Linked DNA regions of Mus musculus: regions 1, 2, 3, 5, 6 and 7 are each linked to region 4. A link is a loop called in an ENCODE intact Hi-C map of the cell type or tissue named here. Cell type or tissue: left cerebral cortex. All regions are shown on one strand.

Region 1 (4,000 bases), 100 kb after region 4:
CCTGACCTATAATCGGTTACACAGACCAGGCCGGCCTCAAACAGCAGAAGATTCTCCCCACCTTTTCCTCCCTAGTACTGCGAGTGTTCACATGAGAACTGTATTTCTTTGCTAACATTTAAGGCCTTTTCTATAAATTAGATCTTTACTAGCGCTTTCATATTATTTTTGTTGTTGTTGTTGTTTTTGTGAGACAGGATCTCACTGTATAGCCCTAACTGGCTCAGAACTCGTTTTTGTAGACTAGGCTGGTCTTCAACTCAGAGATCAGCCTGCCTCTGCCTCCTGAATTCTGGCATTAGAAGTGTTTACCACTGTCTTGAAGATTCTATTGCTGTGAAGAGACACTATGACCACAGCACCTCTTGTAGAAAACATTTCATTGGGGCTAGCTTACAGGTTCATTTTCATCATGGTGAGAAGCATGGTGGCATGCAGGTAGACATGGTACCTCAGAGTTTTACATCTTGATCCACAGGCAGCAGAAGACTGTGTGCCACACTTGAGCTTATGACACCTCAAAGCCCACCCCAACAGTGACACACTTCCTCCAGCAAAGCCACACTGCCTAATAGTGCCACTCCCTTATGGGCCTATTGGGGCCAATTACAAACTACCACAGCCATGACGTGGAACTTGGTTGCCATTTTAACTTTTTTTTCACTCCGTGCTAAAGTGGAATTACATGCCTTTAACTTCAACACTTGGTAAACTGAGGCAGGATTATATTAATTTAAGGCCAGCCTGGTGTACATAATTAGTTTTAGACCAAGCAGATATACTGAGTAAGAACCTATCTCCAAATTAATAAGTAAACAAAGCGTTCCCAAATTTCTTAAGACTCTTTTGAAATGCGGGCATCATTCTTTGGCAGACACTGAGTTCGATCGACCCACGGGAAAACTGAGTTCTAATAACCCGCAGCAGCGGTAGTTGATTTCTACTTTACTCAAAAATGGACATGTAACCATTCACAGACCAGTACTCAAGTGGAGCAGTACAAGAAGTAATGGCATAGCAGGAATAACCCAACTTTATTCTAAAAACATTCAGGATTAAAAGCATGCCTCTCTGAAGGTTTTTAAAGCTAGCAGGACAAACGATTAAGCGAACATCCTCGCTCCTTTTCTTCCCTGGACTGGAAGTTTTTCAACACAGGAAGATCTAAAGACGAACACACGTAGATCATAAACAGGGTTCTGCCAGTTGATGGGTTAAAGGTTCCCAAGCTAGAGGGAAGCAGAAACGTTTGCAAGGAGATGACATCCAGCCCTAACCCTGCCGGACACCCGGAGGTGAGGGAAGAAAGGACCAAGGGGTCCGCAATCCCATCAGGCCCCGGACTCCACCGGCAACCTGGCTGGGCAACGTGACTCAGGAAAGCCCAAGGCTTGAAGGCGGCCTAGCGAGGCAGGCTCCCGGACGTCCCAGGCCCGCCTCGGGGCTCGGCTGAGGCCGCCTGAAGAGAGCTCGCGGTCTGCATCCTACCTGGCCTTGTGGCGACGCGGCGGCGAGGGCAGCGCCTCACACTCAACAAGGACCTGGCTCGGAGAACAGGCGATGAATCAGCCCGATTCCATTCAAAAGAGTCGCCCAGGCCTCTGCAGAGAAGTACTTCCGGGTTCCCGGCTTCCTTCGGCTTCCTTTCTTCTACCGCCAATTGGAGTCCGCCGGGGAGTGGAGCCGGCGGGGGGGGGGGGGGGGGGGGCGGAGCCGGCTGGGGGCGGAGGAGCACACAGCGCACGCGCAGGCCGCCTGGTCCCGGTCCCCGCGAGGCGGAAGTCAGGCGAGCTGCTCCGCCCTCCTGGTTTTTTTCACAGTGCCAATCCTGCTTCACTGAGGTCTCCATGCTTTGGGAATTTTGGAGTTATCAGCCTTGTGGAGGCTAGACTTGGCTTGGTTCTGTCCTTCGCCTTTGTGGCCTTCCTCAAAATGTAAAAGGTTGAATTAAGGTTTTCTTGGTCACTTGAAAAGCAAAAATTAAAGGGGTGGGGGATAGGGAGATGGTTAGAAATATACAGGCTCTTTCCGCATACAAGTTTACCTCTTCTTGCCTTCACTGCCTAAAAAAGGGGTTATAGGCCGGGCGGTGGTGGTGCACGCCTTTAATCCCAGCACTTGGGAGGCAGAGGCAGGCGGATTTCTGAGTTCGAGGCCAACCTGGTCTACAAAGTGAGTTCCAGAACAGCCAGGGCTACACAGAGAAACCCTGTGTGTGTGTGGGGGGGGGGGGGGGGGGAACCTCAAGGAAATTTGACGTTTTTCCAGTGTTCCTGCCTCTTATTTTCAGCTGTTTCAATACGTATTGAAAAAAAACTACTTCTCTACATAATTAAACGATAACGGCCTTTTATCTTTGTGTTAGATTTTCAAAACAAAGTTACTCAAATTAACTTTGGCAAGTTTCTATCACATCCTGGGACGCCGTTTAGGTCACTCACCATGTTTATGGATTACTCCCACTTTCTCAAATATGTTAAAATGCATCTTTAAAGCGTTTCTTTTTTTTTTTTTTTTAGATTTATTTATTTATTTATTTATTTATTTATTTATTTATTTATTATATGTAAGTACACTGTAGCTGTCTTCAGACACTCCAGAAGAGGGAGTCAGATCTTGTTATGGATGGTTGTGAGCCGCCATGTGGTTGCTGGAATTTGAACTCCGGACCTTCAGAAGAGCAGTCAGGTGCTCTTACCCACTGAGCCATCTCACCAGCCCTAATTTTTTTTAAAAGCATTCCTGACTCAAAAATCACCATGGAACTACTGAATGGTAGAAGAGAATGGATTACAGAATCATTCCCCTTTAGTAAAACTCAAAAGGAATATGGCTATTACAAGAATATGGTTATGATGGTTTGTATATGCTTGCCCCAGGGAGTGGCACTATTTAAAAAGTGTGGCCCTGTTGGAGTAGGTGTGGCCTTGTTGGTGTAGGTGTGTTACTGTGGGTGTGGGCTTTGACACCCTTATCCTAGCTGCCTGGAAGACAGTATTCTGCTAGCAGCCTTCAGATGAAGATGTAGAATTCTCAACTCTTCCTGTACCATCATGCCTGCCTGGATGCTGCTATGTTGATATCATCAAGATGCTGCCCATCTTGATGATAATGGACCTATAAGCCAGCCCCAATTAAATGTTGTCCTTATAAGAGTTGTCTTGGTCATGGTGTCTGTTCACAGCAGTAAAACCCTAATAAGACAGTGGTTAAGTCTTACTGGGCCTGGAGAGGTGGCTCAGCTACTAATCACTTTCACTTTTGCTGCTCTTCCAGAAGACCCAAGTTCATTTTCCAGCAACCACAGTGGGCGGCAAACTGCTTGTAACTTCATCTCCAGAGGATTCAGTGACCTTTTCTCTCAAGAGCACCGTACCCTCACACACATACATAAACATCCACATTTTAAAACATTATTTGTATTAATTCTCAAAGAATTAATAAACGTTAAACATATTCACTTCCCAGCTCATTCTATAACCCCTCTCTCAAACCTTCCCTCTCTTCGCACCCAACCTGGAACCACTCCTCCCTATCTAGTCTAGTTTGTGTTGCCCAACTAACAACTAACAGGAAATGTGGTTGACCTGCCTGGGGTTACATAATTAAAAGCTGTCTCTTCCTCTCCCTTCCCTTTGCTAGTGGTAGGATCTGGTACCTACCTTCCCACCACTATGCTGGAGTTTTGTCTGGCTTGAGTTTGCTTACTTCTTATGCATGTTGTCACATTACTATGAGTTTATTGTGCATCCGCCCAATGTCTAAAAAACAGTTTCTTTGATCCACCACCTCTGCTTCTGGCAATCTCTCCATCTAATCTTCTGAAAAGAGCCCTGGGCCTTGGAAGAAGGGATGAGATATGATGTATGATTGAAGCTGAACACTCCACATACTCCTATTCCCTGTGCATTGTCTCACGGAGAGTCTCTGTGTTAACTGACATCTACTACAAGAAGTATCTCTGATGAAGGCTAAAATGCGTTCTGATCTATGCTATGAT
Region 2 (4,000 bases), 640 kb before region 4:
ATAAACAGCCATCTGCACAAGATGATTTATGCATTGACCTTCAGGAGGCGGGCCCGATCATCTCATGAAGTCCCTTCCAAGTGTGGGATTCTATGATTTAATCAGTATGTGATTTTTCTCAGCTCTACATTTTGCGAGATAACCAGCAGATGGGAGCCACAAATTCCCCAACATCATACCAAAATCATGGTTCCTCACACTGGTAGGGCCCAGGCAAGCTTGCCAAATTGGCATCCATTGAAAAAAAATCATTGAAGGACCCACCTCAAACATTTATTTATCTCCTTGTGGGTGTCTGGACCACCCATGTCCACAAAATAGAGATAATCTTTAGACCGATTGTGTGCATTCAGCTTTGACTTAAGTAAGAGTCACGTTGAAAAGGGGAGTCTCATTTTGAAACCTGAAACAACAGCTCTCATAAAACGGTGGTGGTGGTGGTGGTGGTGGGGGATTTACAAACTCCAGCTGAAGGAGAAACGAGGTCAATTAGACACAGCCCTTCCCAGGAAACGTTTTAGAGCAAACTTGAGCCTTACTTGTTTTCACTTAACAGACACGTCTCGTCAGTTCTTTGGGCATATATGTAGTGCTTACTATAGCCTAGGTTCAGTACAAAGCCACAGGGAGACAAATACCATCCATCCGTCAAAGAGCTTAGTCTCTTCCAAAGGAAGAGGCCATTTTTTTTTTTTTTTTTTTTTTTTTTGACGCAGAGTCAGCAAAGCAGTAACAGGATGCAGAATAATCGATGGGATGATGCCAAGAAAACGATCCAAGTCTGAGAGACCTAAGGGACTTGGACTTGTGTCTGAAGGTTAAAACGAAGCTGGGGAGGAAAGATAATAAAACGTTTTCTGGAGCACTCAGGATAGCCTGAAGAGTGGCTGGTAAACCCCACGAAGTGAAATTTGTATACAGCTAGTGCTTACGGTGTAGAGAGAAGGGTAAAAGGCCAGTTGGGGAGAAGGAAAGACCCAGAAGTGAGGGAAACCGAGAGGTCACGAGAGCTCTCACAGGTCATGCAAAAGAACTCAGACACAGCATAGAAGAAATATGGCTGCTGAGTGATAGAATACACTTCTGAACCAAAAGACAGAAAAGCATTTGCATACGATTCACCAAAATGAAGGGGTCACTAGGCAGGTGTTGAGACATCAAGGAGAACCCAATAAGGCTGAGCAGGGCAACAGCATCTAGTTAGGGTACTCTTCCTTCTCTTCTGATCACTGCTCCTTGGACTTCATCCCCCTGCCTCCCCTTGTTATTCAGACCCTTCAGGTGACCACCTGAAGCTTCTACATCTTAAGCTTCAGCCAATGACAAGCCAGGAATACACTGGTCCCATTATCTCACTGGCAGACCCCAAATTCCAGCGAAGGGGACTAACAATGGTCCACGGAGACTTTTTCGGGGAGAAGGCGTTCATTACAGCAGGGAACTATTGCTGCAGGCACCTTAGGGGCAGGGTGAACTTGTTCTCTGAACCGGAAGGGCTGCTTTGTAAGTTTTCTCCGTGTGAATGTAGGACCTTTGGTTTGTTTGATGGGGACGGATGCAGACAATCAGTGTGGCGATGGTCACAGATGTGTGTAGCTCCTACCTGGAGGCTGGGAGAAAAGATGGAGTCTCCAGTCGTTCCAGGAACTACTTGGCCACACTAGCAACAGCTGAGGGCAAGCGCCAAGCCTCCGGCACCTCAATCCAAAGAACAGGTTTCTCAAATTGTGTTCTTTATTCAGAACTTATAACGGCTGGCAGGTTCTGCTCCCATATATGAATTTTCAATCAGCGTGCTTTTATTCAAATTGTTCTTTTGTTTCATTGTGTTACTAAAAAAAAGTATGACAGGTTGGCATGCTTGTTTATGTAAATGTCTGGAACTGTAATTTCTTGTACGTTAAGTACAGATAATTACACAGCCTACCTTAATCTCTGAGGACCTAACAATCACCTTAACAGCACTAAAATTAGACTTCTCTTAAATTAGTGCTGAGGAAGTATGCATTAAATATTTTATTAATAAACAATTTACCTTTCTCGATTCTTCGAAGAATTTTAATTTTTGCGAATGGAAACGACATAGAACAGTATTGTGCAGTTATATGAAAGACCACTAGATGGCACCATACATCTTTTCTTCCAATTTTATCTCCCTAAACTAGCTGTTTTAGAAAAGGAATTTGTGTTCTTTCGGGAGGAAAAAAAAAAAAAAAAAAAAAAAAAAGGAAGAAAAGAAGATTAAAAAAAAAAAAAGAAAGAAAGAAAAGAAAAAGAAAAAAGCCATGGTAGTTTTTGCAACGCTTTTTGAACGTTTATTAGTGTTGCGGCATATTGGTGAGACTGTCTATACTTAAACACCAATTTCAGGCTTGCTCGGCTATTTCCCAGGAGGTATTTTCATTTCTCAGTCTTTATTATCAAACCATACTGTTTTATTTTTTCTTGTTTTACAGTACATTTTGATATTGTTGCAATCATTATTTCCCTTCAATGATATCGTTATTTCCATAATCTTCCTTATTTACAATTTTCCAAAACAAAATCCAACTGCATTTAATTATGTTACAAAGGAAGGAAAACACGAATTTTGTTTAAGTTCTCAATAAGTTATAACAATAGCAAAAATAATAAAGGAGCATGCAATCTGGGAGGAAGTTACATCTTTATTATATTTTTGTCAGTAGTAAAATAAACACTTTTGCATCTGTGATATACATTTTTGCAGGAGTGAATGTGTGTAAACTAAATTAATATTTTAGTAAGGTTGTATTCATTATTATAAAAGCTAATAATGTGGAATGACTGATCATGTACAATTGCAGAAGTATACATTTATTTGTGTAACTCAAAGAGAATATTTTACTCCATATATATAATAATGCCAATTGATTAGCAAAACAGAAAACAGTTATTAAAAGGGGTTAAAAACTACACTAGGCATAAAGTAACAACTTAAATATTAATCATGATAACTTTGTTTAAAACAGAAAGGAAATGTATATGCTAATTATCTTCTCGGGGAAATAAAATTCATGTTTTTAAGACTTTTCAGAATTCTCTACATTTTCTATAGTGATATATTGTGTTCATACTCAAGACTTCATGGAGATTGCAAAAAATGCTACTTTCTAAAAGAGACTCATTTATTGCTCAGATTGTCAGAATAATTGCTTACTAAATGAATGTTCTTCGTGATGCTCCAGACTAGGAAAGCTGCCGAGAGCAAGCGGAACTTTTTGAGGCCTTTCCTACACATGTTCCAGCCACTGCCCTGGGAAGAGAACCTGCTTGCAGGTCACAGTGTCAGGAGTCTCTGAAGGACTCTGTGTCTTACCCTTCAGCCTCTCCCTGGGAGAGCCTTCATCTTCCAGCAAGTGGCAAGTCAGAGGTTCTTAAAGTTTTTGAGGTCAGGGAACCTGTGCTCTCTTAAATACTGGCACCATATTTGTATGGGCAATATATGTTTATGCTTAGCATATTCTAAATGAAAACAAATTGATAACTGCTTGTTTACTTTAAGTTAGAATTCTCCCACTGTATAATTTTACGTGAAGAATACCTTTTATAAAACAGATAAAGTACAGAAAGACAATGGCCTGTGTATAGCACCTGGTGTCTCTGATTTCTTCTTGCCTGGGAAGAAGATGGATTTCTGCTTTTGCTTCTGCACCCAATCCCTGTGCTCATTCTACGCAGCTTCTGGACATCTCTATGACACCACAGGATAAGAAAGAGTAAATAGCAGCAAACGACGTCTTTGATGATGATTGATGATGATGATGATAATGATGACGACGACGACGATGAAAATACTGATCATCAGAAAGAAAAGCATTTCGGGAAACCCAGAGCTGCGTTCCCAGGTTTTCTTTTGAGATTAGTTTATGAAACTGGATTGTGGTCACTGAATTATAATCAGTACAAAGCCTTCCTTCCTCTGCTTCTTTTCTAATATATTTTGCTAAAACTGAAACATAATTTGGGGAGTACAGAGTGA
Region 3 (4,000 bases), 480 kb before region 4:
ATAGCTAAGTTCTAAGATACTGTCTACCATAACGTGCTCTCATTTCAGGGATCATGTCTTATTGGAAAATATAGTATCACAGAGCCCAACTGCTCTTATTTATTCTCACGTTTATCTCAGTGCCCCATGATTTTATTCTCATTTTGTTTTCTTTTCAACAACCAGAGATTCCAGCCATCCCTTGAAATAACAGCATTTGTGTTTCTGCCTCCTCTGTAATCCCGCTCCATTATCACTATTCTGCACTCAAATGAGGCAGAAAATTAAGTAAGTAAAGTGGGTGCCAGTATGTTCAGAGACTGCTCTTGACTGGCTGATTGGGTAGGTCTCTGAGGAGACAACCAAAGATGCTGAAGTGCACTGCTGTTCACAGAGGTGGCAAAAATCTTGACTTACATTGTGACTTGGCTCTGACTTTATTATTTTCAGTACTACTTCATCAAAGTTCATGCAACATAACGACCAAAAGTGTCTGTTCTGGAAACTCATCGCTGGGTTTAAATGATAGCAAGCACAGGGCCCGTGTGGCTCTGTATCAGGTCCTCTGTGTACATGTCATGGCTGCTAGTTTGGTGGGACTCCTAACAGTGGTAGCATGTGTATCTCTGACTCTCTTGCCAGTTTTTGGAGTTCTTTTTCTTCTATTGAGTTGCCTCAACCAGCCTCTATATAAGGGCTTTTGCTTTGTCTTACTGTATTTTGTTTTCTCCTGTTTTGGCTGTTGTCTCTTGGAAGCCTACTCTTTTCTGAAGAGGAAATGGTGGTGGAGGGTAGATCTTGGAGGAGGGGAGGGAAGGGAAACTGTGGCCAGACATATTATATGATAGAAGAATCTATATTCAAAAATATATTTAAAGTGAAAATTTACAGATAAAATAAATAAAGGCTCAACAATGGCCTTAGGTAAATCATTTATTCTCTTGTGCCTTTTCCGAGCTGAGAGAAGTTGATAATGTCAATAAAAGGTATCTCATTAGGTTATGATAATTAAATTATTTAATTCCAGAAGTGATTGAGAGTAGTGTCTGCTCTATCATAAATACCAAGTACATGCTAGGTTCTACTATAATAAATCCAAATTTAAGGACAGATAACATCAAATCATTTCTCAGTATTTTCCATAGTTTCTTAGCATAATTATTAACAGACAAGAGACAATCAATAGATGTTACAGATTGAAATTCTTTTCTCTCTCTCCCCGTTCTCTCCCTCCTCTCCCTCTCCCTCCCTCTCTCTCTCTCCCTCCTTTCTCCCTCTCTCTCCCTCTCTCTCTCCCTCCCTCTCCCTCTCTCTCTCTCTGTCTCTCTCTCTCTCTCTCCCTCTCTCTTTATACAGGGTCTCATTATTCTCATTATGTAGCCCAAGTGACCTATAATTCATTATATACACATTATATATCTTGAACTTGACAATCCTCTTACCTCTGTCTCTTGAGTAGAATGGCTTTTTTAAAACAAGGAAACATATATTCTTGAAACACATATTAAAATCTAATGTAATAGTTATAATTATAGAATAAATAGAGCAGTTACATTTGGCCTGGTAGTGAGAATAAAACACCCAGGGAGATCTAGAAAATGGGAAGCCATCCTGGCGTCAGCATAATCAAACATGCATAAGAAAAAGACTTCAGCAAAACATTTCATAAGCTATAGGTTAATAGCATGAAACTCACTATCTTAAAGAGCAGCGCCTGAAGCAGTTATAGGAGTGCTTTGTTCTAGGGAGTGCAAATCAGAGTGTGAATTAGAATCTACCCAAATTCCTGCACCCAAGGGGATTCAATGCAATTGTGCCTCTGGAATTGTTTTAAATTTGCGGTACTACCAAAAATGAATTTGTATTTATGAGAAGTGCCAGGGGACACAAAAGAAAAAAGATGACAGACCCCTCCCTTTTCAATATTGTCGTTTTAGCACATCCTTAATTTCTAACCATCCATATTCACTAAATTTAATAATATGGAGAAAAGAAAGACTTCTTCCTAAAAATAATTTCCTATGGCTCTTATTGTTTGTTTAAATAAATGTAAACAGTGGAATTTTGGATTTCTAGAAGTAGGCAAGATAATTATTTCAGAGAGAACAATTCTGTCTTTAAAATGAATACATGATTTCCCTTAATTATGCTGCACAATAAGTACAATTTGACTTAATGCAAACCAAAGGAGATAAGGCAATTCTGACATTTCCATTCATTAATCAGCATCCTTCTTCTTGCCTTTCTTTTAAAATGTTTTTAAAAACTTGTTCGTTGCAAACAAATTATTAGCTGATTAGGCATGCCAGCCAAAGGGAAGTATCCTTTGTCAGAGAGAGACCTCTGCACCTTGTAACATATTTCTGTAGTTTTTTTTTTTTCAAAATAAAGACAGAACTGTAGCTTTTATTCTCACATTCATCCTTGAATCATGGGAAATGGACATATGGGAGGAAGAGGGAGCATAGCAACAGGTGATGCTACACCAGACCCCACTAAAACCAACATGCAGCAAGACAAGAGGCCAGCCAAGAGGACCATCTGATACCCAGATGCCACTGCTGAAGAAATCATTTCAAACTTGGCAGCAATTTCCTGCATCTGTCACGTTAACCACATAAAAGACTATAGATTGACATGAGGAACCAGGCTGACAAAGAGGGCAAAAAAGAACATATCAAATGCCATAGTCATCAAGGGAACGTGGTGCCAAATGAATGCTGTGAATGCATTCATTTGCTCCAGTGATCTGGGATTGTATTGCTGTTTATTAAAAATGATGTCAAAAGAAGCCTGAACTGTCTACAGAAACATGTAGAAAATCCCAGAGCTGTATCTTAACAGAAACTTTCTCTTCTACAAATAATGTCTCGCTTTATTTCCACTTTCACAGAGTATGCTCTAAACAAAACCAAGCTTTTGTTTTTAATGCCTTTGAAAAGGATTTAGTTAATCTTTGCCTACCCCGCCCCCAGCAATTCTACAGGGAAGTCCTAAATTCTAGAGAGTGGATGGATTTATTTGCGCATCTATATAATATATATTAATTTTCCTGGTCATATTTTTATTTTTGTGGCTACTTTAATGTTTGCATGACACAAAGGCCAGTGGTGTGATGTGGAGTTTTGCTAACTTATGCTCCCTTGTTCTTGGGTATAGTAAGTTACCTAACCAATGAGTCGGATAGTCTGAGTAGCTCAACTCCTTATTGTGTATTTACTAGTACAAAACTATTATGAAAACATTTTTTGATGTTATGAAAAGTATTATGTGAATGAAAATGACTAGTTCTGGAAATGAGGTGCAGAAAAATCAAAAGCTCTATAATACATTTGGAAGAGAGCTAAGATGACAAGATTCTAAGATGATGAAGAGACGGTATGCACTCGGATATATGCTGCATTGACTACCACATGCTTGTGCAGAAATGAAAGAACACAGTCCATGGAATGATGTTCCAACCAAGGTTGTGAGGAGCTTAAAACTAAAAATTAATAAAGGCTGGAAGTATAGTTAGCTTGTGATTTGGGAATATACTCAGGGAACATCTTTTCATGAACATGAAGCTCATGCCAAAGCCAGGAAACTCTGAAAAAAATTTCAATAGGCAAGGAGAATAGCCACGGACAAACTGTTATTCCTAATAAATGGTATTGTAAGAAGTAATATTTTGTTGTCAAAAGGAGAATCAGCAACAACAGAGTACATCATAGTGGAACATATAGGAGAAAATGGTTATAGACAAATAATATTTAATAATAATGGTGCTTTATTTATGTTAAAGTATGACAATGCTGGAGGGACCCTGTTTTGAACACTATGCGTGTAGAGTGCTCACAGTGCAGTGGCTGAGGACAGACTGACTACTGTGGAGTACAGACAGTATGATGAAGCCAGTCTGTTGTTCACTAAATCCATGCTGACTTAAAATTTATATTTAAAAAGTTAAATATATACTGATTTATTCATGTAACAAAAGAAATAATGTAACATACGGGGTCGTGTTTATTTCAGGGACTGG
Region 4 (4,000 bases):
ATGAGCCTTTAAAACTGCGGTGCTAAAAGAATAAATACTATCACCCCTCAAAACGTGAGTCACATGGGAAGTAAGAACCATTAACAGTTGGATTTGTCAGAGAATATAACTTCAGAATTTAAGGACATCACGTTGTCCATCTGCCCTAAGTTCCTACCTGCTAATTGCTTCCCATTATTTGTTTAAAAAAACAAAAAACAAAAAACAAAAAAAAACCAAAAAACCAGGAACAATGTGATTTGTGAAATAAACGGGTTAAGTTCCAGCAGATCAAAAAAAAAAAATCATAATGAAAATGCTGGTGGAGGTTGAAGGCAATTGAGTGCTGAGGCCGGAGGTGGTGACAGCCTGATCCTGCAGCAGAACCCCAGGCTTGCTCTCCACCCGCATGCCCACCGTCCTGCTCCTGCTGGCCTAGGCTGAGCAGCTCGCTTAGGCCTAGGCCTAAGGCCTGGGCTCTGGGTAGGCCCTCATCGCGCGGCCTCGGGGTCACCTCCGCCGCCTCTGCCCGGCGGGTTCTGCCTCCGGGCGGCGCCTCCGGACCCCAGCAGCCTCGATGGCCAGCACCGGGGCGAAGAGGCTGGAGGCCTGCAAGATGGCGCGGGTGGCCAGGGGCGGAAAGCGGGCGAGGGCAGACCCGAGTAGCGCGCTCTCGCCTCTCTGCTGCCTTCTTCCCTTGCGTGGAGACGCCATTGGGAAGTGAGGGGACTGAGTTGACGGCGAGGGCCGGCCATCCCCGGGCGGGCCTGGACTTGGGTAAAGCCACCCGGTACCCGGGGCGTGCCCTGGGCCGCCCCCAGGGCCCCAGTCGCCCGTCCGCAGCCACGGTCCCCTCGCTCCGCAGCCACCCAGCCTGGGTGCCGTCAGGGGGCCCGGAAAGCACGCGGCCCCCGAGAGGAGCGCGTGGCTGCAGCTTTCCCTCACGCTGACTCAGTCCACACAGCAGATGGCGGAGCTGCGAGGGAAACGACCTCGCCAGTGTTTTTGAAGCTGGCTAAGAGCAGCTAAGGCGCGTTTTGCTGCACGAGGCGCTCCGTTCCTGTGAAATCGCTCCTCGGAAGCTAAGGGCTTCGCTTACGCATTTGACACCACTCCGGGCCTCGCTCCTCGCCTGGACCCGGGGCCCGGGAGGCGGCGGCGGGGGGGGGGGGGGGGGTTGGAGGGGGCGCTCGCTCGGGGACGGCGCGCTCCCGCGAGCGGGTCTGGGGTCGGAGCGCGCGCTCGGCCAGCCCGCGGCCACGCGCCCTGGAGCGCTGACGCCCCCGCGAGCGCGCGCTCCTGCACGCGGCCCGGGGCAGCACGTGCTGCTGCTGCTGGGCCAGGCCAAGCGGGCTGGCGGGCGAGCGGGCGAGCGGGCGGGCGGGCTCCGAGCACAGCCCGGGGCGGGTGCACGGTCACGGGAGTACACTGCTCACTCCTCTCCCTACTCATATACACACACACCATGTTTGGTGCTTTTTTTCCCCGTCGTCTTTACTTCTTAGGTGAGGAGAGGGGAAAGGAAAAACAAAGGAAAAAAATCAGTCATCATTTTTTTCCCTCTCCATGGCACACGAGACTCCATGGAACGCCGTCTAGTGGCGGGATTGTCCAGGGAAGGCAAATCGGTGAAATCTCCCCCTCGACTTGTCATTTTAATTGCAATTTTGAAGCTTCGTTACATCTGTTGCACCACAAAGGTGACACGGGACACTCTCTGGGTGCTGATGAGTTTGATTCTGTCACCTCCAGGCCAACTGAGACTAAAGGAGAAGGTTGAACCATTTTCTTGTCCCTTTCAGGAATCACCCTCTTTGGAGACAAAAGTACAGAAGTCGCCTCTATGAGGTAAAGACAGACTTGCAAACTTTCTCATGAAATTCCTCATTGCCATTTGCTCTCAAGGGTGGGGACCTGACCTGGGTAAAACTGCAACTGAAGCGAGGATCCCCTTACAGAAGACACCGAGGTGACTCCAGGCATCACCCTCAATCCCCAGCCCCTCTCCAAAGCAAATTTTGAATTCGGTTCTTTAACAACAACCTTTCCCTGTGTTGGTTCTGTGGGTCTTTCTCCACCTCACCCGGAACAATGCCCTGAGACCTCCCTCTCTGAGAGGAAGGCCCGTCCAAGTTTGCATTTATAAAGATTCGCCAGTCACCTCCAAGGCCTCTTGGTAAAACCAAATCTTCAGCATCTGCAGGCAACAGTTTGTCTCTTGACTTGTCTTATATTGCACCCTACTCTAACCTAATGCCTCACAAATTACTGTGTGAACTTTAAAGAAATCCTTGGCTCAGCTGCAGACCCTCCTTGTCCTGTCATTTCAGCTTCGGAGAGAATGAGTGCTGGGACAAAGACAGTTTATATATTTTCCTAGAAAAGGCATACAGCAGCAAAGAGAACTATACTAACTGTAAATAAATAGGAAAAAAGTAATAGCTGGTGGTACTATAAAAGAGCGGGTGTAGGAAGTGGCTACTGTCAGACTGCCCAGAGCTAGGAAGAGGGGCTAGTCTTGCTTAACCCCTAAAAGCCATAACCTATAATAATTCTTTGCAAACTGTAAACTGCTCTCAACACCATATTTAGCATTTTACCAGATTTATTTTACTTGTTATACACAGACGATACAAACGAGCAGAAAACAAAACGATTCTCAGTGGAGTGTGTACTTGTATAAATTATTCAATTCACAGACAAAACAAAACAAATATAAAAAATCACAACATTTGATTTACAGGAGAGCCAAAGTATACCCACGTTTAGACCCTGAATTCCTATTAGGACAAATCCCCCCATAGACTGGAATCTAGATTGAATATTGTGTATGATGCATATTTCACATTGATTTTAAAGTACAAAAAAAGTATAAGTTTGCTACACAACATTAGAAATCCTACTAATCTATTTCCAGGGGGATTAATGCTCCTTATCAAATATAACAAGACTTGGGGGGAATCAGTCTTACTTGCAATAATGCTAGTGTTTTCCCAAGAAAGTCAAATTTCAGCTGTCTCTAAGTGGTGGGGGAATCGTTTTTCAAACTAAAATGCAGTAAAATATACAACTCACACAATTCATCTTCACTAGACTACACTATAGTTACCAACAATTCAGTCATCTATATCATTAGTAGATTACTCATTACAAAGATTTACAGCATATAAAGGTGGAGTGGGGTCTGAAAAGATAGTCAGAAACAGTTTATCAGCATATTTGGCACCTGCACAGACCAGTAATGGATTTGGCACTTTGGGGAAAAACAAATAAGGCAAAATAATATTGCTGATGTGGGGCCATTCCATTTAGAAGGAAGGGAGAAACACATAGAACTCCAGTTAAGTCCGCCTGGCAGGCATCGTGTCACTTACTCGACTCGCCTAGGAACAGACAACTAGCTTTTACAGGTGTTCAGGTGGATTCTCCTTAGCTACATTGTGTGCACCAGGGCACACAGTGGTTACATCATGCAACGAACTGAGAAGTGAGAAAGCCACCACTATGAAGTGCTTCGTGTTTCCAGAGCCTCTTAGAATATCTTTAATAACTCACAAGAAAACAAAGGGTGTGGGAGAAGAGAAAGAATGAGAGGAGAAAAAGAAAAGGAGAAGAAAGGAAAGGAATAAAAAGTTAAGCGTGAACTGGTTTTGTGCCTTGACAATGAGAATAAAAACTAGCCATTCGTTACAATAAATTAACACTATATACAATCATTTCACAGGCTTTGTTCCACTAAAAGTATTAACATCCCTACCATCCATCCATCCATCCATCCATCCACTCGGGTATAAGAAAGGACGCGCTGGGTGGGTGCAGGTTCTAGAGTCAACATCCTATGGTTAAATAGGGAGGCCAAGACAAGGCGGGTCGGAATCGCTGCTGCCTGGCAGGATTGCCCAGGTCTCCTAAAGTTGAAGAGTTTCATTCCAAGAGAAAGGAGAGGATGAGTGGGGCAAGGAGAAGGGGGTGGAAAAAAGACAGGGAGGATCATAACCTCACAGACGAAAAGTTGGAAAAC
Region 5 (4,000 bases), 820 kb before region 4:
CGCCCGGGCAGCTTCCCACTCTGTGAGGTTGGCCATACAATGCACCTTAGGGCTAAGCTTAGTGCAAAATACTCAAATACCGGTTAGAGAGTGAGCTCGTATAGTAAGCTGGACAGGCTTCTAGAAGCCCGTCAGGCTCACAGGAACCCTCTGACCTTTCAGAGTCTTCCAGTGTCTGCATCTGTGAATAGGTTAGTCCCGTCCTGAGCTTTTCCAAGCCCATGATGGAGGGTTGCTTGTTTGTGACGACATGATGCCTTTCCACCAGAGGGTTGCTTTAGGTGCAGCTGCTGATAAATGCTGATGACTGGATTTATGGCCTCTCTCCTGCTGGGCAAGTGCTCTGCCACTCATCTCTGTATCCCACCCATGGAGTTACTTGGCTCACAATACTTATTGCTAAATTTAATAGAGGATTTTGCCTGTCTAGTCGTTCTTAGTGTTAACAGTGAAAATATTTGCGGAAGCATGCCATAGGTTCTGGTATCTATTTGAATGACATGCACAGCTTATTGATAAAGATATTGTGTGTTTATTTTGTGTTCTAGCAAGATGGGCTAATACCCCTAGTAGTTGTTAGAAGTAACAACAGCAGCAGCAACAACAACAAATATTGTTTCCTAAGCTGCATGCGTTTTGTAAACTTGGATTTTTAAAAAAAAAATATGCAGTAATAAAAGGAAAGAGAAGTTTGTAACTTATGTCAGGATATTTCTTATTATCTTGCTGAACCCGCTAGCATGTCTTTTAGTTTATGGTAGTTTGTTGCATTTAAGCCCCTTAGATGTAAGTAGCTTTTCCATGAAGATCCTTTCGGAGTCACTTTTACAGCCTTCTAACTCCTTCACACCTCGCCAGTCACCGCAGTGGCTCGCACGGGAGCCCATCTTTAATGACATTTATCCTTCCTTCTAAGGGTGACAGACTAGAATTCTCCTGTGGAAGGTTCTAGATGGCCATTTCACCCTCTCAGCACACGTGGGGTGTTGGCATCTCTTCTTCTCCGCTCATTCATCATTCAGAATTGACTGGGATTACACACACGTGAAGTAGGGTAGGAGACACATTGCGGGAAATGTGGGGGGCTTAGGGGAAGCAGGAGGAGGAAAATGGGGGTCTATTGATGATTTTATTGAAGACATGTATGAAATTCTCACAAATAAAGAAAAATGTTTAAGAGAGATGCTATCCCCCCTTAAAATGTAGTTATTAATTAAAATAAACCAAAGTTTTCTTTAAAGCATTGCCTTTCCCAAATTGACACAGTGACTTCTAAACAGCAACTGCGCATTTTAGAACTGTTAATGTGGCTGTCGGGATGTAGATGCCTCTTCTGCCTTCTGAAGTCACTGGAGATTTTAGAACAAGAAAATATCACAGAATTTTGATGTTTTCTTAGACCATATTCACATGGAAGACTCCAAAGGGACTTAACCCATTCTATGGGTTATTTTAATTCTGTACATTTCCAGAAAAGTTAGAGTCATTTCTAAATATCTGTTATTGCTTTGTCAAAACAAGTGAGTAGTTACCTTTTAACTTGGAGATTTTATTATTACATTTAGGAAATAAAGTGCCGTGGTAAAACAAAAGTGTAGTAAATGAGATTTCAAACAAGGGAAATGCTATTGAGTTTGGAAGAAACACTTTTATGTAACACTGCATAACAACAAACCCGGAAGCTTCTCTTCTGGATCCATTAGAGCACCTTGTTTGGACTCTAGAAATGCAAGTACCTCAGAATGATCAGCAGAGGGCGCTTTGACATTTATAAAGAGAAAGGATTTCTCCAAGAGTGAAAAATGATAATGTAACTAGCCATGTGTGAATACATAGGGCCCATGACCCAGCACGCATGTGTATATTTTGATTTATATATTCGTTCACGTGAAGATTTTAAAATTCTACCCCAGCTAATGAGCTCACCAACCTGCTTGTTTTCAGACTGTAATACCTTCTTTTTCATTCCCCCATATGTTCAACTCCTTAGGTTTATCCGGTGACATTATGCTTTGGAATATATTGTGGATATATTTTGCATAGATCATGTTCTGTAGGAGGGGTTTTAAAAATTGACCTTTATAAAACAGCCTCTTTCTCCCTGGTCCAATCTGTCACAGCACTTTTTGTTATTGTTGTTTTGTTTTGTTATTTTGTTTTTTGTTTTTTGTTTTTGTTTTTGTTGTTGTTTTCCTTTTCATAGACCAAAGACCAATCTTAGGCTTGGTCTATACTTATTTCTGTGAAAGTGTCACAAAATTTATCCTTGCACTTAAGGATCAGAATAACATTCCATATCACTATCCTGTAGAAAATCTAGTGATTTTTAGAAACCTAGAAATAAATGCCACAACATTTGAAGCTAAAGGAAGATCACTGTGGTAGCAATATATTACTGTTTCAGAATTGGCTCAAATTGAGTGAGTTATCTTTTATATTTCCTTAAATTTAGTTATTACCATTGACTTCTGAGAATTTGCAGTGCTACTGGGGCCATTTAAGGGTAGGGAGTAATTTGAAGAGAGAGGGAGGGGAAGGAAGGAATATGAATATGTTGTGATTAATGCTTATAAAGGATTTTATGTTTCTTTTCAAACTGAGCGTATTGTGTGACTCACAACTGCACAGCTGTCTTAAAAGGGCTACAGTCAGTCATCCAGAGTTCAACGATAATGCCATAGGTATTTTTATCCGTATGAAAACTGAGTGGTGTGATTCTACAGTGAAATTAATTTAGACTGGTTTATTTTATCACTACAAACAACATTTTTAGCAGAATCATAACAGATTTTAATTTGTTTATCAGATCTTACCTTCTCTATCCTGAGTTGCAAAGGACTGAAAGCCAGACTCCCAGCAAGAAGGAAGTGAGTTGGTCAGATCATACCAAACCATTGTGTTCATATCTTAAAATTATACGACCTTGGTAAGAAAACAGATATTACATGCTCCCAAGAAGAAACAGTAATTACGCCATGGAAAATCAATGGAAAGGAAAGAAAAGCCCCAAGTCTAGGGGTTAAAGGGTTCAGAGGCAGACTTGAGTGGGAAGGTAGGTTACCCCAAAGAAGTTTAGCTAGGAGGGAAGGACAGACATTTGTCTGAGCCAGGGAGGGCTGCCTTATGGTGGGATTATGAACAGGGGTGACTGATAACATTTCAGACTGAGTGGATGTCATTAGTAAGGGAAGTTATACAAAAGCTGTGGTGTGTCATAAATGTGATGTAACAGGGTTGCAGGGGACAGAAATGCAAGAATTGTTGTTGAGCATTACCTGTGCACCCTTAATGATATCTGCACTTGTACTTCCCTGCTGTCTGGTTCGGGTTGCTTAGAGTCTTCAGCCTTTCCAACAGGCATCTCTGAATTTAAAGCATTTCCAGTTCACATCTTCCAGTCCACGGTCCTGTTAATGTCAAGACTTCTAGTGTGGTCATCAAGGTCTACAGTTGTGACTGACCACACTTCAAAACATTGTGCCTTCATCATTAAGTTAAGGAACAAGCTCTTCTGGTGGGTATAGTAGCTTTTACACCCCTATATTTTAATCAGTTCTTTCTGTGTTTGGACCCCAGCGCAAAGGATAACTAACAGGCCGAGATGATACAAGTTAAGCCAACATCATCACAAATGATTCACATTTAATTCTAGCTGACATATTTCTGTGTGTGTGTGTGTGTGTGTGTGTGCACACACACACACACATCTATAAACAGGAGCAGAGAGAAGCTCCGTGGATGGCCATGTGGGCCTGTGGCTCTGAGAGAGATTTTCTTTTTCTCTTTGGGGAACTCATTTCCTAGAAGCTTGGATCCAGGATAGAATATGCAAGGTGGGTGGAGGTGGCTTCTCTCCATTCTGCAGGAACACATGTTCCCTGGCACACAGAGCGAACTATGACAGACCAAAATGTGAGCGTGTGTGTGTAGATCCATATACATAGAGCTGAAAATAAAAGTAATCTATTTCCTCTCAAAGAAAAGATTGTTATTTCTAAAG
Region 6 (4,000 bases), 520 kb before region 4:
CTCTGTATCTGAACACTCCAGAGGCTATTAGCTACTTGTTTACGGCTGTTTGTTCACTGTCTTTCCCACAGATAATGTTCACTTTCAGCAGTCAGCTCAGATCTCCAAAGCCCTGGTGGATGCTGGTGTGGATTTCCAAGCAATGGTATACTAAGACTTTGTTCAGGGGGAACAAAATATCTAGTGGGTCTAGTTTCCCCTTTGGCAGTTACTTTTTCCCAAGGAAGTCTCAGATGACAGGAAGAGAAGAGAGGCCCCTTATCATTCCGCTGTGAAGTTGGAGACGTGCTATCCTTGAGTCATACACAGAGTAAATATTAGACAGTTTGAGGTTGAGAAACACAGTATTACATATCCTGGGAGTGTCAAAACACCATTCTTCTATTCCTGTGATGGTTCAGTCTCTCCCTGTTTTGATTCGAAAGTAATCACTTATTCTGTAAATGTGTGGCAGAGTAATTCTAAAGTGAAACCAGCATGATAATAGCTGAAATGTAAAATCCATTCTGTTATTATGATTACTAGCCATCCTAACAACAGTGGGGTATTAATAGTTAGCATGCTTCAGCTCTTGCAGTCGCTACATTATCTTTTGTTGAACAACTGCAGGCAGCAAACAATTAGGCTTGTTTATAAAGTCAGAAATGGCTGGGGCTGGGTTTGCCTGTATAGAGGAGGTTTTGGGTATTTAGTCTAACTCATCTTCTTCATTAGAATTCTTCATCAGACTTTATACATACATACATATATATATATATATATATATATATATATATATATATATATATATATATATATATGTGCATCTTGCACTAATAATACAATGCTATAAAACAACACAACTTTCTTAACTGTTTTGGCTAGAAAATAGTGTCCCTCCACTTCTGACACATAATTAGCTGTGTGCTCCGCTTCAATAGTGCCCACCTATGTAAGAGTGGATTTTTTATTTTGTACTGAGAAAACCTGCCATATATTTTGGACCAGATTCTCAGAAGAAGTTGAGGTTTGTTTTTTCCATGTTTAAAGCAAAGTTATATAATACTTGAGGCATGATTAAAATTAACTTATGTCTCAGGAATATGTACCTGCCTGACATAAATGTCAGATATACAGAGTTCTTAATTTCCAGTGTAAAATTTAAATGTTGGTAAATAAAACATTTGTCTTTTGGCTTCACTTATGTTACAGATATAAGACTTTAATATTAAAATTGATTTTTCCAGCCATTAGATGCTTATATTAGAAAATTGTCCTTAAAATCTATTTATTTTAATACATACTCAAGTGTAGAGAGATTTGGCCCTTGCTGGCACCTATTAAAATAGTATGCCTGCTGGTATAAACCTTCCCATTCAGAGTGTAGTTTTTAAGTGACCTTTGAGTCACATTTAAAGGTTGACTTGGGTATTTTAATTAGAATATACCCATGTTTAAAGTCTTCTGCGGTAAACACAAATGCATAGTGGATTTTCTCAGCACCCCCCAAAAAAGAGGACCAGTGATTTCTTCAGGACGGAACATGTCTTGAACAGCTCTGGTGGAGAACTAGACGCCCTCTCTGATCACACTTAGGCTTATAAACCATTCCCGTTGTTTTTACACCGTGCAAGAGCTCATTTGAATTTTCCCTTCTAAAGACCGAGGACCTCCTAATCCTGAGCGCTCTCTCTCTCTGCAGTGGTACACGGATGAAGACCACGGGATCGCTAGCAGCACAGCTCACCAGCACATCTATTCCCACATGAGCCATTTCCTCCAGCAGTGCTTCTCCTTACACTAGCACAGCATAGCTCTCCATAGCTTATTTAAGACCACATTTGTTCTCATTATCTCAAAAGTGCACTGTTAAGATGAAGATCTTAATAATGTTGCATTGAGACATTTCAGGCTGCTTTCTCCAGTTTTACACCTGCAATCCTAACTAAGGATGCCTGTCCCCAGAACAGATTACTACCTTAGAGCAATTTGGATTTTCCCCTCTGTTTTGTTTATCATTTAAAATCATTTCCACATCAGCTGCTGAAACAACAAATATAAATTATTTTTGCAAGAGCTATGCATAGATTTCCTGAGCAGAATTTCAATTTTTTTTTTCCTTACTAGACTGGTCCAAATCTCGTTTCCCTTATTTAAGTGGGTGACAAGATGTGGGTAATGATGTCATTAGGGCAGCAACAAGAGAAGAGGGAGCAGGGAGTATGGCTAGAAACCCAGGTCCAAGCATACAAACCAACCAGGCTACTGTCAGCTCGCCTCGAGAAGAGCTGTTCACTGCCAGACTGGCACAGTTTTCTGAGAAAGACTATTCAAACAGTCTCAGGAAATCATATATGCAAAGCACTGACTTCTAAGTAAAACCACAGCAGTTGAATAGACTCCAAAGAAATGCAAGGGACGCTGCCAGCAATGTAAGGGCCCCAGGTGCCAGTTATGGCTATAGGTGCTACAAAAACACAGCAAGGGTGATGGGAAAGCATTGTAAATGTGCTTTTGAAAATTACCGATGTCTCCTAGTGAAAAGAGGCAGCTTGGAACATATCGACTTGCCCTGTTAAAAGTTGAAAATATTTGTGTCACAAATTCTAACATGAAGGAATACTTGCATTAGTTTTTCCTACTTCATTTCTTTGAGCATTTTAATTAAAATATTTTAACTTCATTAGCTTTTTAATGGAAAATTAAATGAGAATGTTTTGTGTTATTATTTCTATTCTACACACTGGAACTTTGCCTGGTCATTTAGTAAATATGCTTCCATTTTTCAGAGGTAATGGGTTATGTCTTGAATCAAACTTACACCGCATTGACATATGGACACATTTGTTCAAAGGTTCTTGTTTAACTTGTTAGACATCCAAGACTGTCTTGTAAACATGGAAAGAGTTCAGCTTTTTTTTAAAAAAAATTAGATACATAAAACTGTTTAAACTTAAATGATTCATAGGGGTTTCTCTAATACCCCCTGAAATGTCTATTTTCACACTTATCACATAGCTTTGGAGAAATCAATTAACAATAATTTGGTCATTTAAATACTATGGAATTCATAATATAATTTAATCTAGGGGAGCATGTGAGGCTCACAGCATGGGACAGAACACTATCAGCAGAGTCGTTTTGGTTGACTTGTCTTTCCAGGGTTTTCTGTATTGTTTTGTCTCTGGTCTCTTCTTGTGGGGGGGTGATATAATAGAAAACATACATTCTGATATTGAACTTGACTTAGCAATGTTTGGATAACTTAGAAAATACTACGTTTTGTTTCAATTATTTATAACACAACTGCATTTTTAAAATGGACTTCACACATTTAAATGCAGTTTCAGACCAGAGTGCTAGATAAAATTATTCTGGACAGGTGAGCCACAGCATGAATTGCAAACGTGGCAGAAATGGAAACTACCTATCAAATAAGGGTGGGATTAGATATTCATGAGCTTGATGCCACTTCCCAGGCCCCCCCACGGATTCACTCCACCTTAAGTAAGTCTCAAGTCCTATTCTTCCATTGCAAGCACTGCTGGTAAGTAAGCCTGTAGGTTTCTGGCTATAATCCTATTTTAGAATACAGCACTTTCACCATGTGCAGCAGTATCCACCTGCAAAGTTCTAGATCAAGGGACAGAGGTGACATGTTCCTGTCAGTGTGAAAACATAAACAGAAATTACCCGTTGTGAATTCATCAATCTAAACCCCATTATATAATAATCTAGATTTTATTAATATATCTTATATGATGTATCACATAATATTTATATAATAGCCAAACCATGAATTTTGTGTTCCTTTTGTTTCTAAATATGTTGTTTCTGGAGCCTGAATTAATCAAATATCACAGCACACATTTTTCAGGCAATGATGGTTTCAAATGGTGATAATGTGAATAAATTCAGTTTTTATTTGACTCTCATAGCACAAGTTTTACTGTTCCGTAAGAGTTGTGAATTAGATTAAGAACCTGATGCGGAAGTTCTAAGTGAACTCAAGAGTAAGTTT
Region 7 (4,000 bases), 470 kb before region 4:
CTATTATAAACCCAAGTATGTGAAAATTTGGAACACAGAATAAAGTTGTCTGGCCTGCATCAGGTGAATTTTAGGTCTCTTGAATACACATTATATTTTAACATTATGAATCCAAAGGACCACTAAATGGCATTACCTGCTTTTATTAAAGAAGCGTGTTTTAATTACTTAAGGTATGACAATTACTAATATACACAATGATGTAGGCAAATTTAAAAATTTCTTTGATATAAAATGAACTTTATATAAGCCATTTTTCAAACCATTTCTCATTGTAGAAAGCCATTGTGCAGTGGTGCACAGTTCATGGTGCACATGTGCAAGTCAGAGAAAAACCTCCTGAGATGCTGGCCCCATTTCTCACTGGCCTGGAACCTCATCCAATAGCTCAGGCAAAGGCACACGAAGGATTCACCTCTTTCCCCCTGCAATCTCACTGTGATCTCTGGGACCACAGGTGTGCACCAATACACCCAGCTCTCCGGCACCCCCACCCCCACCCCCAGCCCTTTACCATAGGTTCTTGGACCCTGGGTTTAGGTTCTTATGTTTACAGAGCAAGCACTTCACAGACTACGCCATCTCCCAAGCTCTCCAAGGACATTTTTGAGTAGTTACTCTTAAAAACTATCAGTAACATTTGCTTTCTATTAGTATGCTGTTGCAACCCATGAACAAAGTCGTTAGATTCTGACATAGAGAATGGTTCAGCTGAAAGGTGGAGGAGATAAGCCTGTTAACTTTCGTGAAGAAGATAGTGACCGAAAAAGCAGCAGTCTCTGGAAGGAACTCTTCTTGTTTACCAAAGTGGAATTTTTTTGAGATATTTACCTCAGTCTGAAAAACATTTGTTTCCTCTGTGTGTGTGTCTGAGTGTGTGTGTGTCTGAGTGTGTGTGTGTGTGTGTCTGTGTCTGTGTGTGTGTGTGTGTGTGTTTGTTAAATCTCATCCTGGACCTTTTCATGGTGGACTCAGACCTCACAGATTTTTATGTTGTAGTGTTAAATATTGAACTCAGTTGATTCCCTGTTTCCTTTCTCAAATATACAGATACAAGCATGGTGGCTTAGGGTAAAGGACTGATGCATTTAAAAAAAGAAAAGAAAATTGTGTCCTAGTGCACAGTGCCAGGCTTCTCCATGTAGAGACTGTAACACTGGTTCCTGTCAGGCTGGCATAGGCCCCACTGCTCCCTGGGAAAGAAAGTGACAATCACTAATATGGCCTATGCTTTGACTTTCCAAATCTGTACATGGGAAGGGAAGTGTTGACCTTTCAGTTTGAAGGAAAGCAGAAGAGCTTGTGCCACCTCTGGTAGCTATGTCACAAAGGGCTTCTTCCCAGCCCTGTTCTAGGACCTAAATCTAGCTTGCCAGTTCTCTCAGAACCTTTCTACCAGTTCATGTCATTCCATCAGTAACTCTCCCCTAACCTTGAGCATGTAGAATATTTAGTTTATATTTGGATCAGAAATATTTAAACCCAAGTACCTTGGTTGGGAAATAGCGGCTGGTCTTGAACTGCTTCAGGGTGGCTGACATGGTAACTGTGGAGAAGAACAGGATCACCGACCAGAAGAGAACATCTGGCACGTAGGGGTGGCCATGGCCACAGGCTCGCCCGACATACTCCCCGTGCAGTGATCTGCACTCCTGAGAGGAAGGGAAACACAACTGGTAAAGAACACTTAGTGCATTTCTTTCAGAAAACTAACACCCTATCAAACGCAGCTGAGACACCTAGACTGCTCACCCATGGCTCCCACAGAGAACTTAAGAGGTATGACACTTGATTTCAAGTTCTACTTGGATAGGGTTTAAATCTGACATCGATTAAGTTCAAGATAACAGATATATTTTAAATGTGATAAGTTTGATAATGTAGTTTGTACTAACATCAGAAATATAATAAAGCATTTAAATATGTCATTTTAGTTTTTTTCACACCAACACCATAGACAGATATTTTCATTTATATTTGATACCAGAGAAAGCTGAGACATGGAGAAACTAAGCAATGTTTTTTCAGCCTCACTAATGCTATGTGGTAGAGCTGGGTACATGCACCGCTCTTGTGGTAGGCATTATAGACTAGTGCAGAACAGTAATTATTTTTAAAAACTAGTTCAACAATACTAAGAAGGCTATGAAAGATAACAAAAATGATGATATATATTTAAAGAAATGGAAATTTGAATCGTATACGGTAATTGTTGAATTCAAATAAGAAATGATAAAGAAATTCCTACATGAACAAGGAGAGGGTCATGCTTGCTCTGCTTTCCCACGGAATTTCTTCTGCTTTTATGTTTGTTTGTTATGTTTTGTTTTTTAAGGGGAAAAAAAGGTTAAAAAAAAAAAAGAAAAGAAAAAGAAAAAGAAAAAAATTAATTACTGTCTTAGCCATTAGGTGGCAGCAAAGTCAAAAAGAACTTCAAGGGGGAAAAACAGCATTTTATGTAAGCATTAAATATTTTGAAAGGAAAAAATATTTCTAAGTCATCTTGGAAAACGTTCATATTCTAAAAATTATATTACTGTATTCAAAACAAATAGAAAATATCAGCTTAAAGAAGCCAGGAAAATTTTTATTCATCTAGGTATTGTGACCCTGAACAAGACTTGCTTTGTGGAATAGTCAAAGAAAATTTAGAGATATGCTGTTTTCACTGAACCAAACTTCAAGCGCCTGAGTTCACTCTAGAATAAAACAAACTCCTCCGAAATATTTAAAATAAATAAGTGGCCACATTGTCATCCGGAAGCAAGCAACAACCAACTTCTTCTTGACATAGGTACTGAGTCTAAAGGTTCTTGAAAAATCAGAATAACTTAGAGCCATGTAACAGACACCACACTGTCTTTATTATTAGCTAAATTTCAATTATTCATGTTAAGATGATTCAGAGAACAGAAACTAAGCTACTGAAGAACTGCATAATAATAATAATAATGATAATAATAATAATAATAAACCTCTTAGCCTTATTTATAGCTTTAATTTTCCTTCTTAAACTTAATAAATAAATTTTGAAAAAAAATCTTTGACATTTCCAGTCTCTTTTTGTGTGCATTTAGAAATGCTTGGAACAATTGCTAAGCAGTGTTACGTGCACCAGGATGTCTAAGCAGAGGAAGTGGGAGTCCCACACAGCACATAGTGATTTGTGAGCACCTGCAGTCTTTTGTGCATGTCTGAAAGGCTTCTATGAATTCTTTGGATGTAGGTGGGTCAGATGCTCTACTCCTAAGAAGCCAGATGCAAGAAAAGATTATTCAACTGCCTATCTATAACCGCCAATGCCAAGGCTAGCTATCTCAACTCAAAGCAAACTGTAAAGTATTATTATTTCTTGTTTTTCAAGGAAACAAGGGTGGGGCTCTGATTCTAAAAAGTAAATTCTGTAGGTAAAAAGTAACTACAGAATTCAACATTTATTTTCAGCTTTATACTATCTACATGTCCAACATATACCCCCCCCCCCCCACACACACACAGAGTGAGAGGGGTTTGGGATAGAAACAGAGTCAGAGATAGAGTCAAAGAAATGAAGAGACAGAGAGACAGGGGAAAAAGGAGTCCTTTGGACGTGCAAACAAACTTCAAAGCCTTTCTTTCATTTTAGTCTATCATGGTTTACAATATAGTAAGTACTCAAAAGATACTTGCTGACAGATTCTAATTACTCTTCCAACACATTCTATTTCAACAATTCTATAAATTGGTAAAAATTAAAATAGAAATTATTAGTATATTTTGAAGATATGAATGTGAAATTATTAATGTCTTTTCAAATGTATATATATATATATATATATATGTATAGAAAGAGACTAAAAAGCATTGAAACAAATTTCAAGCAATTGATAATTACTTTCCCTTCTTTTTTAGTTTTTAAAGATTTTTGAAATTACAATGTAATTAAAATATAATTACAATATAATAACAATAATTATAATACCATTACATTTCCCCTCTCCCCTCCTTCCTCCAAACATTT

What was found. A loop is a pair of places that touch in the nucleus more often than their neighbours do. Peaks named below come from ENCODE experiments on the same cell type or tissue, not always from the same donor. Only the 100,000 strongest peaks of a DNase experiment are listed, where the experiment ranks them.
Region 1: a loop joins it to region 4, with 2.3 times the contacts of the local background. A loop is called at or near these places in 8 of 42 quality-filtered maps.
Region 2: a loop joins it to region 4, with 17 times the contacts of the local background. A loop is called at or near these places in 13 of 42 quality-filtered maps.
Region 3: it touches region 4 in a loop (8-fold over the local background); 6 of 42 quality-filtered maps call a loop at or near these places.
Region 5: a loop joins it to region 4, with 9 times the contacts of the local background. A loop is called at or near these places in 8 of 42 quality-filtered maps.
Region 6: it touches region 4 in a loop (2.6-fold over the local background); 2 of 42 quality-filtered maps call a loop at or near these places.
Region 7: a loop joins it to region 4, with 5 times the contacts of the local background. A loop is called at or near these places in 6 of 42 quality-filtered maps.

Annotation. Positions count from the first base shown.
Region 1 is chr2:61,709,362-61,713,361 of GRCm38, reverse strand. It overlaps Psmd14 (proteasome (prosome, macropain) 26S subunit, non-ATPase, 14), which reads right to left and starts at 1,668. Exons shown (of 12, transcript NM_021526.2): 1 at 1,489-1,668. In left cerebral cortex, no CTCF peak of the experiment used is centred here; a DNase peak (open chromatin) is centred at 1,681; H3K4me3 peaks cover 1,872 bases; H3K27ac peaks cover 1,092 bases.
Region 2 is chr2:62,456,457-62,460,456 of GRCm38, reverse strand. All of the region lies in intron 1 of Gm13561 (a long non-coding RNA gene), which reads right to left. Among named protein-coding and RNA genes, the nearest start is that of Gm13561, 3.3 kb to the right of the region's middle. In left cerebral cortex, a CTCF peak has its summit at 2,111 (motif pointing right); DNase peaks (open chromatin) are centred at 37, 1,646, 2,110 and 3,313; H3K4me3 peaks cover 593 bases; H3K27ac peaks cover 2,725 bases.
Region 3 is chr2:62,292,639-62,296,638 of GRCm38, reverse strand. The region is part of intron 18 of Slc4a10 (solute carrier family 4, sodium bicarbonate cotransporter-like, member 10); the gene reads right to left. Among named protein-coding and RNA genes, the nearest start is that of Dpp4, 120 kb to the left of the region's middle. In left cerebral cortex, no CTCF peak of the experiment used is centred here; no DNase peak of the experiment used is centred here.
Region 4 is chr2:61,812,681-61,816,680 of GRCm38, reverse strand. It overlaps Tbr1 (T-box brain transcription factor 1), which reads right to left. Exons shown (of 6, transcript NM_009322.3): 6 at 2,567-4,000. Among named protein-coding and RNA genes, the nearest start is that of Tbr1, 10 kb to the right of the region's middle. In left cerebral cortex, a CTCF peak has its summit at 1,579 (motif pointing left); DNase peaks (open chromatin) are centred at 1,548, 1,813, 3,343, 3,917 and 1 more place; H3K4me3 peaks cover 2,840 bases; H3K27ac peaks cover 3,840 bases.
Region 5 is chr2:62,628,407-62,632,406 of GRCm38, reverse strand. The region is part of intron 3 of Ifih1 (interferon induced with helicase C domain 1); the gene reads left to right. Among named protein-coding and RNA genes, the nearest start is that of Gm39839, 10 kb to the right of the region's middle. In left cerebral cortex, a CTCF peak has its summit at 1,744 (motif pointing right); DNase peaks (open chromatin) are centred at 1,787 and 3,847; H3K4me3 peaks cover 13 bases; H3K27ac peaks cover 1,260 bases.
Region 6 is chr2:62,330,401-62,334,400 of GRCm38, reverse strand. It overlaps Dpp4 (dipeptidylpeptidase 4), which reads left to right. Exons shown (of 26, transcript NM_010074.3): 25 at 72-145; 26 at 1,682-4,000. The coding sequence ends at 1,783. Among named protein-coding and RNA genes, the nearest start is that of Dpp4, 80 kb to the left of the region's middle. In left cerebral cortex, no CTCF peak of the experiment used is centred here; a DNase peak (open chromatin) is centred at 2,336; H3K27ac peaks cover 1,519 bases.
Region 7 is chr2:62,284,454-62,288,453 of GRCm38, reverse strand. It overlaps Slc4a10 (solute carrier family 4, sodium bicarbonate cotransporter-like, member 10), which reads right to left. Exons shown (of 26, transcript NM_033552.3): 16 at 1,491-1,652. Among named protein-coding and RNA genes, the nearest start is that of Dpp4, 130 kb to the left of the region's middle. In left cerebral cortex, a CTCF peak has its summit at 2,417 (motif pointing right); a DNase peak (open chromatin) is centred at 3,189.